Regions from separate parts of the Homo sapiens genome. Here region 2 is linked to region 1. A link is an interaction called in ENCODE POLR2A ChIA-PET data of the cell type or tissue named here. Cell type or tissue: B cell. All regions are shown on one strand. Links, peaks and the distances in the headings refer to the core of each region. The heading gives the core; the rest is flanking DNA.

Region 1 (4,360 bases), core at 71-4,070:
CTCCCCGCAACTTCTGAGAAGGTGTGACCTTGTGTGGTCAGGAAGCCGAAGCTTGACGAGTTTTCAAGTACGTTTTCTCAGGTCCTGCAGCTGGGAGACGGCACAGGACACTAAACCAGGTTGGTCAGATCCACGGCTCTCACGCTCCCTTGGGCCGTTTTGCCTTTTCTGGAAAAAGGAATCACTTTGTCTTCTAAACGCACAAGTAATATTTTACATTAACATACGGATTTCACAGTAATCCTTGCATTTTTTTTTTTTAGACGGCATCTCTGTCACCAGGTTGGAGTGCAGTGGCGCAATCTCTGCTCACTGCAACCTCCGCCTCCCGGGTTCAAGCGATTCTTCTGTCTCAGCCTCCCGAGTAGCTGGGATTACAGGCACCCGCCACCACATCCGGCTAATTTTTGTATTTTTAGTAGAGACAGGGTTTCACCATGTTGGCCAGGCTGGTCTCGAACTTTTGACCTCAGATGATCCTCACATCTTGGCCTCCCAGAGTGGTGAGATTACAGGCATGAGCCAGTGCACCCGGCCAAATTACTTGCATGAAAAAAACACATAGTGCTTACTTTGTGCCAGGCACTATTCTAAGTACTTCACAGTTATTCGTATAATCTTTATAACAACTCCGAGGAAAGTACTATTATTAGTCTTCCCATTTTATAGATGGAGCAGAGGCACAGAGAGGTTAAGCAGCTTACCCAAGGGCACACAGCTGGTAAGTGGCAGAATCTGGAACTCAGGTAGTCTGGTGCCAGAGTCTAAGCTCTTAACAGCTGTATTATTTTTATGATTTTTAAATATGGAGCAGCTAAGGTTCAAAGCAGCTGAGTGACTTGGCCAGTGTCACATAGCTAGACGTGACCAAGGTGGAAGTTTGAAATTAGAATATGTTGATAAAAGGACTTACAAACTGTCAGGATATAAATATAAGGAAATATCGCCCTTATTTATAACTGTTGTATTGGCTCTAGCATCTCTGCAGAGTCCCGAAATGTCTCCAAGTGACTCTTCCGGTAGAGCAGAAAAAGAAGAATGCAGGATGACAGAGTTTGAGCACGAGCTTTAGAATTGAATCCTGTGCAGTCTGTTAGCGGCTTCACTTAAGGCAATTTACATAGCTTTCCAAGCTCAGTTTCCCCATCTATGTAATGGATCTATTACTTGTAATCCCAGCTACTCGGGAGGCTGAGGCAGGAGAAGCCCTTGAACCTGGGAGGGAGGTTGCGGTGAGCGGAGATCGGGCCATTGCACTCCAGCCCGGGCAACAGATCCTGACTCTTATCAAAAAAAAAAAAAAAGAAAATTAACCTTAGTTTAACTTTCTTGCTTTACCAAGTTTTTAATTTTTAAAATTTTTTACTCTTTTGTAATAGCACTTAGTTTAAAACACAACACATTGTACAGCTGTACTAAATATATCTTCATTTATATCATTGTTCCATAGCTTTTTTCTTTTGTGTGTGTGTGTGTGTGTGTGTGTGTGTATGTGTGTGAGACGGTGTCTAGCTCTGTTGCCCGGGCTGGAGTGCAGTGGCGCCATCTCGGTCCACTGCAACCTCTGCCTCCCAGGTTCAAGTGATTCGCCTGCCTCAGCCTCCCAAGTACGTGGGATTACAGGCGCCTGCCACCACGCCCAGCTAATTTTTGTATTTTTAGTAGAGACGGGGTTTCACTGTGTTGGCCAGGCTGGTCTCGAACTCCTGACCTCATGATCCGCCTGCCTTGGTTTCCCAAAGTATTGGGATTAGAAGCATGAGCCACCGTGCCCAGCCAGCTTTTTTTTTTTTTTTGAGACGGAGTCTCGCTCGCTCTGTTGCCCAGGCTGGAGTGGAGTGGCGTGGTCTCGGCTCACTGCAAGCTCTGCCTCCTGGGTTCACATCATTCTCCTGCCTCAGCCTCCGGAGTAACTGGGAGTATAGGTGCCTGCCACCACGCCTGGCTAATTTTTTGGATTTTTAGTAGAGATGGGGTTTCACTGTGTTAGCCAAGATGGTCTCGATCTCCTAACCTCGTGATCTGCCCTCCTTGGCCTTGCAACATGCTGGGATTACAGGCAGCTTTTTTCTATTAAAAAAAATTACAGGTGTGCACCACCACGCCCGGCTAATTTTTTGTATCTTTGGTAGAGATGGGGTTTCACCATGTTGGCCAGACTGGTCTCGAACTCCTGACCTCATGATACGCCCGCCTTGGCCTCCCAGAGTGCTGGGATTACAGGCGTGAGCCACAGTGCCCTACCTTAAAAAAAATTTTTTTTTTTAACTTTTGTTAAAAATGAAGACACAAACACCTACTAGCCCAGGCCTACATAAGGTCGGGTCAGGTAATTGATATCACTGTCTTCTGCCTTCACACCATGTCCCATTAGAAGGTCTTTAGGGGGCAGTCATATGCATGGAACTGTCATCTGCGATAACAGTGCTTTCTTCTGGATATCTTCTGAAGGACCTCTCTGAGGCTCTTGAGGTGTCACTCTTATCAGAAATATGTCCATTGTGGTTTGCTTGGTTTCTTTTTTTTTGTCATAGGTTTGCTTGTAAACAGATAATGTACCATAAACATTCTTCTCTAGTAATGAAAACCTTTTGGCGTTGGAGTTCATGTTTCAGACTTTTTAAGGAACTTGAGGTCTGTAAAAGCTGCTGAACCCTTCACTGTGAATTTTCTTGGATGTTCTTTTCTTTCTGTGGCTACCTTTTCTCTTGCCTCTTCTTCAGCTATGAGTTCCTGTTCCATTATAATCTTAAGGGACCATTGTATATGCAGTGTGTCATTGACTGAAACATCGTTATGGTGCGTGACTGTATTACCATCTTGCATTAGTGTGGTACATTTGTTATAATTGATGTACACCTTCACTTTTTATGGTACTGGGTGCCTGGTTCTCTGTGTACATCCTGAAGGTTGGGGAGGGGTTGGAGTGATGGGTGAGGGAGCCTTATGGATATTGCTCAATTTTCCTGAAAACTTTGCTGTTCTAAGTAGCAGGGGCTATGGATTCTTATTTTTAAGAAAGCAGATCTTGGGCCGGGCGCGGTGGGTCATGCCTGTAATCCCAGCACTTTGGGAGGCCGCGACGGGCGGATCACGAGGTCAGGAGTTTGAGACCAGCCTGGCCAATATGGTGAAACCCCGTCTCTACTAAAAATATAAAAAATAAGCCAGGTGTGTTGGCGCGCGTCTGTAGTCCCAGCTACTTGGGAGGCTGAGGCAGGAGAATCACTTGAACCCAGGAGGCAGAGGTTGTAGTGAGTCGAGATTGCACCACTGCACTCCAGCCTGGGTGACAGTGAGACTCCGTCTCAAAAAAAACCAACCAAACAAAAAAAAAAAAAAAAGGAAAGCAAATCTTGTGACTGTTTAGGCAATGACCGTTAAAACTATGTATGGTAAATTTTGCAACCATTGTACAAATGAGCTGTTTTTTAACTATGTAAGTTTTCAAAAATTCAAAAATGGGGAATAATATGAACCCCTGTGCCCATCTCCCAGATTGAGCAATGATTAACATTTTTCAACACCTGCTTTGCTTATCTCCCTCCTCCTTTTTTTGTGGCTCTAAGATTTTAAAGTAAATCTCTGATTTCTTGTCATTTCAAACCTAAATTCTTCTGTGTGTACCTCTAAGAAAAATAAGGACATTCTGGCTGGGTGCCATGGCTCACACCTGTAATCTGAGCACTTTGGGAGTTGGAAGGATTACTTGAGCCCAGGAGTTCCAGACCAGCCTGGGCAACATAGGGAGACCCTGTCTCTACAAAAGAAAAAAAAAAAAAAATTAGCCAGGCATGTGGTGGCACATACTTGTAGTCCCAGCTACTTGGGAAGCTGAAGCAGGAGGATCCTTTGAGCTCAGGAGGTTGAGGTTGCAGTGAGCTGAGATGACACTAGTGCACCCAGCCTTGGTGACAGAGTGCGACCCTGTCTTGTCTCAACCAAAAAAAAAAAAAAAAGAAAATAAGGACATTCTGAACATAACCACGATGCCAGTATCATACCTAACAACATTAGTAATTCCTTAATATCACTTAAAATCTAGGCCTTTTAAAAATTTATTTATTTATTTTTTGTTTTTATTTATTTATTTTTTGAGATGGAGTTTCCCTCTTGTTGCCCAGGCTGGAGTGCAACGATGTGATCTTGGCTTACTGCAAACACCATCTCCCGAGTTCAAGCAATTCTGCCTCAGCCTTCCGAGTAGCTGGGATTACAGGCATGTGCCACCACGCCCAGCTAATTTTGTATTTTTAATAGAGACAGGGTTTCTCCGTGTTGGTCAGGCTGGTCTCGAACTCCCAACCTCAGGCGATCTGCCCACCTCGGCCTGCCAAAGTGCTGGGATTACAGGCGTGAG
Region 2 (4,408 bases), core at 290-4,289, 620 kb before region 1:
GAACTAAAGCACAGCCACGCTCTTGGCAAGGCACCATGGCAGCAGAGCACGTAGGCGTAAGCACATGCAGTAGAGAGATTTGGTGTAGAGAAATAGAGATTAAGTAGGGCTAAGGCAGCTATAAACGTCATAGTTTTAGATGCATTTTCAGGTGCCAAAGAATTGCCCTTGGCTTTGAGAGCTGGACGGTGAGCTCAGCTGGGGCTGGGAGCCGGTGGCACCGTGTAGTACTGAAGCTTTCCCACACAGGGCCCAGGGGTGGCAGCGCCCCATCCAGGGAAGTCCCCTGGGTGGATCCGCCATTCAAAACTTTCCTGTCCTTTTCCTCCACGCCAGCGGAGATACAGGCTAAGACTCCCTAATGCAGGATTTCCTTTGAGCATCATGTCGGCAAAGATTCCAAAATCTGAAAAATTGAAACACCTCTGGTCCCAAGCATTCTAGATAAAGGGATACACACCCACCTGAAGGCCCCCCCCCCCCGCTTCTCCATCAGCACCTCTAAAGATGATCCCAAGAGCCTTCATCCCTCTCTCCAGGAAGATCTTTTACTGGAGGCCACATGCCTGTGAGAACCAAGCGCTAGACCAGGCGTCTGCCTGGCTGGCTGATGCCGGGTGCGGCTCTCCAAGCCTGTTTCTACCTTTGAACCAGGAAAAGAACATCCACTTCTCTGCCCCGTAAACAGATCCTAGACGCTGAGCACTTTGGGTTTTGTGGGGTGCTGGGCCATCCCTCTGTGGCTGCCTGAGTTGGTCCCATACAGGCATCTCTTCCCTGAAGGCTGACCCGGCCCTGCCCACGGCACGCCTGGGAGCGGCTCCTGCCCAGGCCTATGGCCGGAAACGCCACAGTGGCTCCTCTGGCTGGCATGAACTTCACGATGACACCTGGGTCTCAGTGCAGTTTGTAGGAAAGGAAGGATGCCACGGGGTCAGATCGTGTGTGGGGGAGATTTGGTACAGAAGCGAACACAGGAATGAAGATGGCAGAAACGTCACGTAAGGCGAGGCGTGTGTCTGCTGGCCTCTCGCCTATCGCAGGTCTGAACTGCGCACAGCATAAGGCTGCAGTGCTGAGACTCAGCCCCTCCCCGGGGGGCCACAGCCTGGGCCGTTCACTCTGCACGTGGCAGTCTTGGTTTCTGCACCTTTGAGCAGAATGCTAGACACAGTGGTGGTTTGCCCTCTGCTCAATATCCCTCTAACAAATCACCATGCAAAACATTCCAGCTGGGCACAGCCACCCCACGCCGGGACCCCCACACCGGGACCTCCACTCCCTTCCCTCTGCTGGGTGTGATTTGGCCAATATCCAAAGAGTTCACTTCAGAAAGGGCAGGGTGAGAGGAAGGATATCATGGGGGTCCCTGGGCTGGGCCAGCCCTGGGGCGGACGCCAGAGGGCCCAGCTCCCTCTGGGAAATCCTGCTCGCCCTGCCCCAGCACCCATTCTGAGCCACAGCCAGACTCTGGGAGGGCTGTGCTTGGAGTTTTCCAGCCCTTGGGCCTTAGGAGTTAGCCCTCTGAAAGTTGGTGGCGAGGGCTCACTAGCAGCTGAGGGTTGTTGGCATTAGATAGAGCAGTCCCAGGGAAAAGGCTGCTTGAAGCAATATGGGAAACCCCAGACTGGTCTTTCTGCAACAGCTGAGTCATGCCAGCCTCCCAGAGCTTCTGCAGGGTCACACCCACCCAGCAGCGGGGCTGGGGAATTCCTGGGGTCTACTTGCCTCCGCTCAGTGGGTGGGACTGGTCTTCACCATGGCCGTGATTTCACCATGGGGGTGAACATGATTTTCACCCCCCCAGGCTCTGGTCCTGCATCTCGCCATCTCTCCCCTCTCCTCTAGCAAGACTCTTGCCCTCACAACCCACCGGCCCTTCAAGGCCCAGCGCTTGGGGAAAGCACCTCCTAGGCAGGGAGCCACCCAGCCAGGCACCACCAGCCAGGCCCTTCTCTAGGCTGTCAGGGCAGAGCCCTGGGTCTAGGCAGAGAGGGGAGCTCTGTGGTCGGTGCTGACTTGGCCAGGAGCCACCAGCCCCGGTGCTGTGGCCCTTTGATGTTGGCTGAGAGCTCTGGGCCATCCCTGCAGCCCCAGTTCCTGGGGAACTAACTGCAGGGAGGGCTCTGTGCACCTGGCCTCCTGCCATGTGATGGTGTGTGTTCACTCTGTTTTTCCAACCCAGGTCTCGGGCAGGCGTTTATTGTCGGTTTCTGTCCCAGAGATGAGGGGAATGGGGTGGCCAGGAAGGAGGAAGCCTTCACTCCAGCAATCAGGCCCCCGCCAGTACTGGGGTGGGCTCCAGTTCAGGGGCTTAGGAGGCACCATGGAACGCATGGGCTTATTCCCAGGGGAGCAGAGGCCTTGTGCAGACCTCACCTCCTGCAGTGTGGGGGGATGAGATGCCTGGAGGGGCAGGAGGGAGAAATGGCCCACTTGGTAATAGCCATTACCGCGTGTCAGCCCTGGCCAGCAGGGGACAGGCCACCTCTGCCCCTGCCTCCCCAGCCCTGTCCTCAGGCCAGGAGGACACTGGCCCCTCCACCCCTCATTCCTTCTGCTTCTGAGAGCACCTGAGCTTCAGTGAGAGCACAGCAGCCCGGCCGGGGAATGAGCGGCACCTGGAGACAGCCCACCCTCAAGAAGAGCATGGAAGTGTCTGGGGCGGATGGTAGGGACAGGGGCTTCAGGACAGGGGAAGGCGGTGGGGGCAGCTGGCAGGGAGGGGGTGAAGTTCCAAGGGTGCACTGAGAAGGGGACTGGGGTGGAAGGGGAAAAGGGCAGTGCGTGGCAGCCCCTCTGCTCCTGTCTTTCTCCCCATGCCCCTCGGGAGCCGCCATCCAGCCCCCACTCTGAAGCACCTCCCACAGGGACCCCAGCCACCCCACTCACAGCACACACAGCTGCTAGGAGCCTCCCACCGCACTGCCGGGTAATCACAAGCCACGCTTCCTGAGCGCATGCTGGGTGCCTAAGACCTTGCGTTTCATGTATTCACAGCCCGCCTCTGAGGAATGTACTATCATCTCTTTGATGACAGGAAATTGGGGCCCAAGAAACTTGATCTGGGGCCTCAGGATGCGGGGAGCTGGAGGCCAGCTTTTCTGGGGGCAGCCCCTGGCCAGTTACAGCTCACGAAGCTCGTCAAGGATAGAGCTGAGAAAACAAACTCTGAAGGCTGAGCTCTTAACCACCAAGCTAGAGGCCTCCCGCCCTCCTCTTGACCTCTGCCCTGGGAGGCCTGCCCAGACCCCCGTGCCCACGCACCCTCTGCCCTCCAGATGCACAGATGCTTCTGGTCAGAACCGCACCCTGCTCTTCAGTGCACCAGTGTCCCTTGTAGAGTTCTGTGCCGTGGCTTCTATCCCAAGTCACTCGGGAGTAAGCTACGCGCACTGTCTCCCCATCTTCACCCAGGGATGTGAAGAGCTGGTGACCGCGGAGACGCTGGATGGGACAGCATCAATCTCGGCACTCTTGGGAGGAGAACCTCAGAGGAAAGCCGGGACCCCGTCAGACTGAGCTAGCAATACGCCAGGTCCGGAGCTCCCAGTCTGTTACTGCAGCGAGCCTGCAGAAAGAGTCCGCCATCAGGAAGGTGGTGGACTTCTTTCTCCAGGTGCCGCCACTACTGCTCTGGAGCCGTGGGAATGCTGCAGTCTCCTTCCACAGAGAACGTGCTCTCCAGGTGTGTGGAGTGCCTCAGCCGACAGCCTCGGGCTGCAGCCACAGAGGCCACGTGCTCCAGGCACTGAGCCAGTGGTATGGGGGGTCTGTCCCTTGTTCCTGCAACAGCATCCTTGGCCCTGAGCTGCTGTTGGTGTCGCAGCAGGGCCCTATCAGATCTGCTTCACAGCCGACCAGTTCTCTTCCTCCCTCTCTCCCCTCCCAGGGGTCCGATCCCCATTGTGATCTGAAGGCTGTCCCTGTCCAATCCCGCCCCTTCCTCTTGGGTGTCACCTCCCACCGAGCTTTGTCTCAGCATCTGCTTGCCGGAGGATGGAAACTGACACCTCTGTCCTCTGCTGAGTAATACCAAGACGAAACCCAAAGGACTTTTCTCTTTTGTTTTTTATTTTTATTTTAGAAACGGGGTCTCACTCTGTTGCCCAGGCTAGCCGTGCACTGACACGATCACAACTCACTGCAGCCTCCACCTCCCGGGGTCAAGCCATCCTCCCACCTCAGCCTCCTGAGGAGCTGGGACCACAGGCACACACAAACATGCCTGGCTAATTTTTTATCTTTCTTATTTTTTGTAGAGATGAACATCTCACTGAATTGCCCGGGCTGGTCTTGAACTCCTGGTGGCCCAGTCTGGTCTCGAACTCCCAAAGGACTTTTGAACAAAAACTCTCAAACTCATTGTTCACCATGGAAATGCAAAACCAAAATAGCACCGAGCTAT

What was found. ChIA-PET counts read pairs that join two places held together with the same protein. Peaks named below come from ENCODE experiments on the same cell type or tissue, not always from the same donor. Only the 100,000 strongest peaks of a DNase experiment are listed, where the experiment ranks them.
Region 2: POLR2A ChIA-PET joins it to region 1 with 6 read pairs; 3 of 35 experiments call an interaction of 5 or more read pairs at or near these places.

What each region holds. Positions count from the first base shown.
Region 1 is chr22:17,154,216-17,158,575 of GRCh38, reverse strand. All of the region lies in intron 1 of HDHD5 (haloacid dehalogenase like hydrolase domain containing 5), which reads left to right. Among named protein-coding and RNA genes, the nearest start is that of HDHD5, 2.9 kb to the left of the region's middle. In B cell, for the core only: no CTCF peak of the experiment used is centred there; no DNase peak of the experiment used is centred there; H3K4me3 peaks cover 168 bases.
Region 2 is chr22:17,779,127-17,783,534 of GRCh38, reverse strand. It overlaps LINC00528 (long intergenic non-protein coding RNA 528), which reads right to left. Exons shown (of 1, transcript NR_103718.1): 1 at 4,054-4,408. Among named protein-coding and RNA genes, the nearest start is that of LINC00528, 4.0 kb to the right of the region's middle. RefSeq lists enhancers at 1,531-1,980, 1,342-2,355, 3,026-3,933, 4,201-4,250. In B cell, for the core only: no CTCF peak of the experiment used is centred there; a DNase peak (open chromatin) is centred at 1,804; H3K27ac peaks cover 1,026 bases.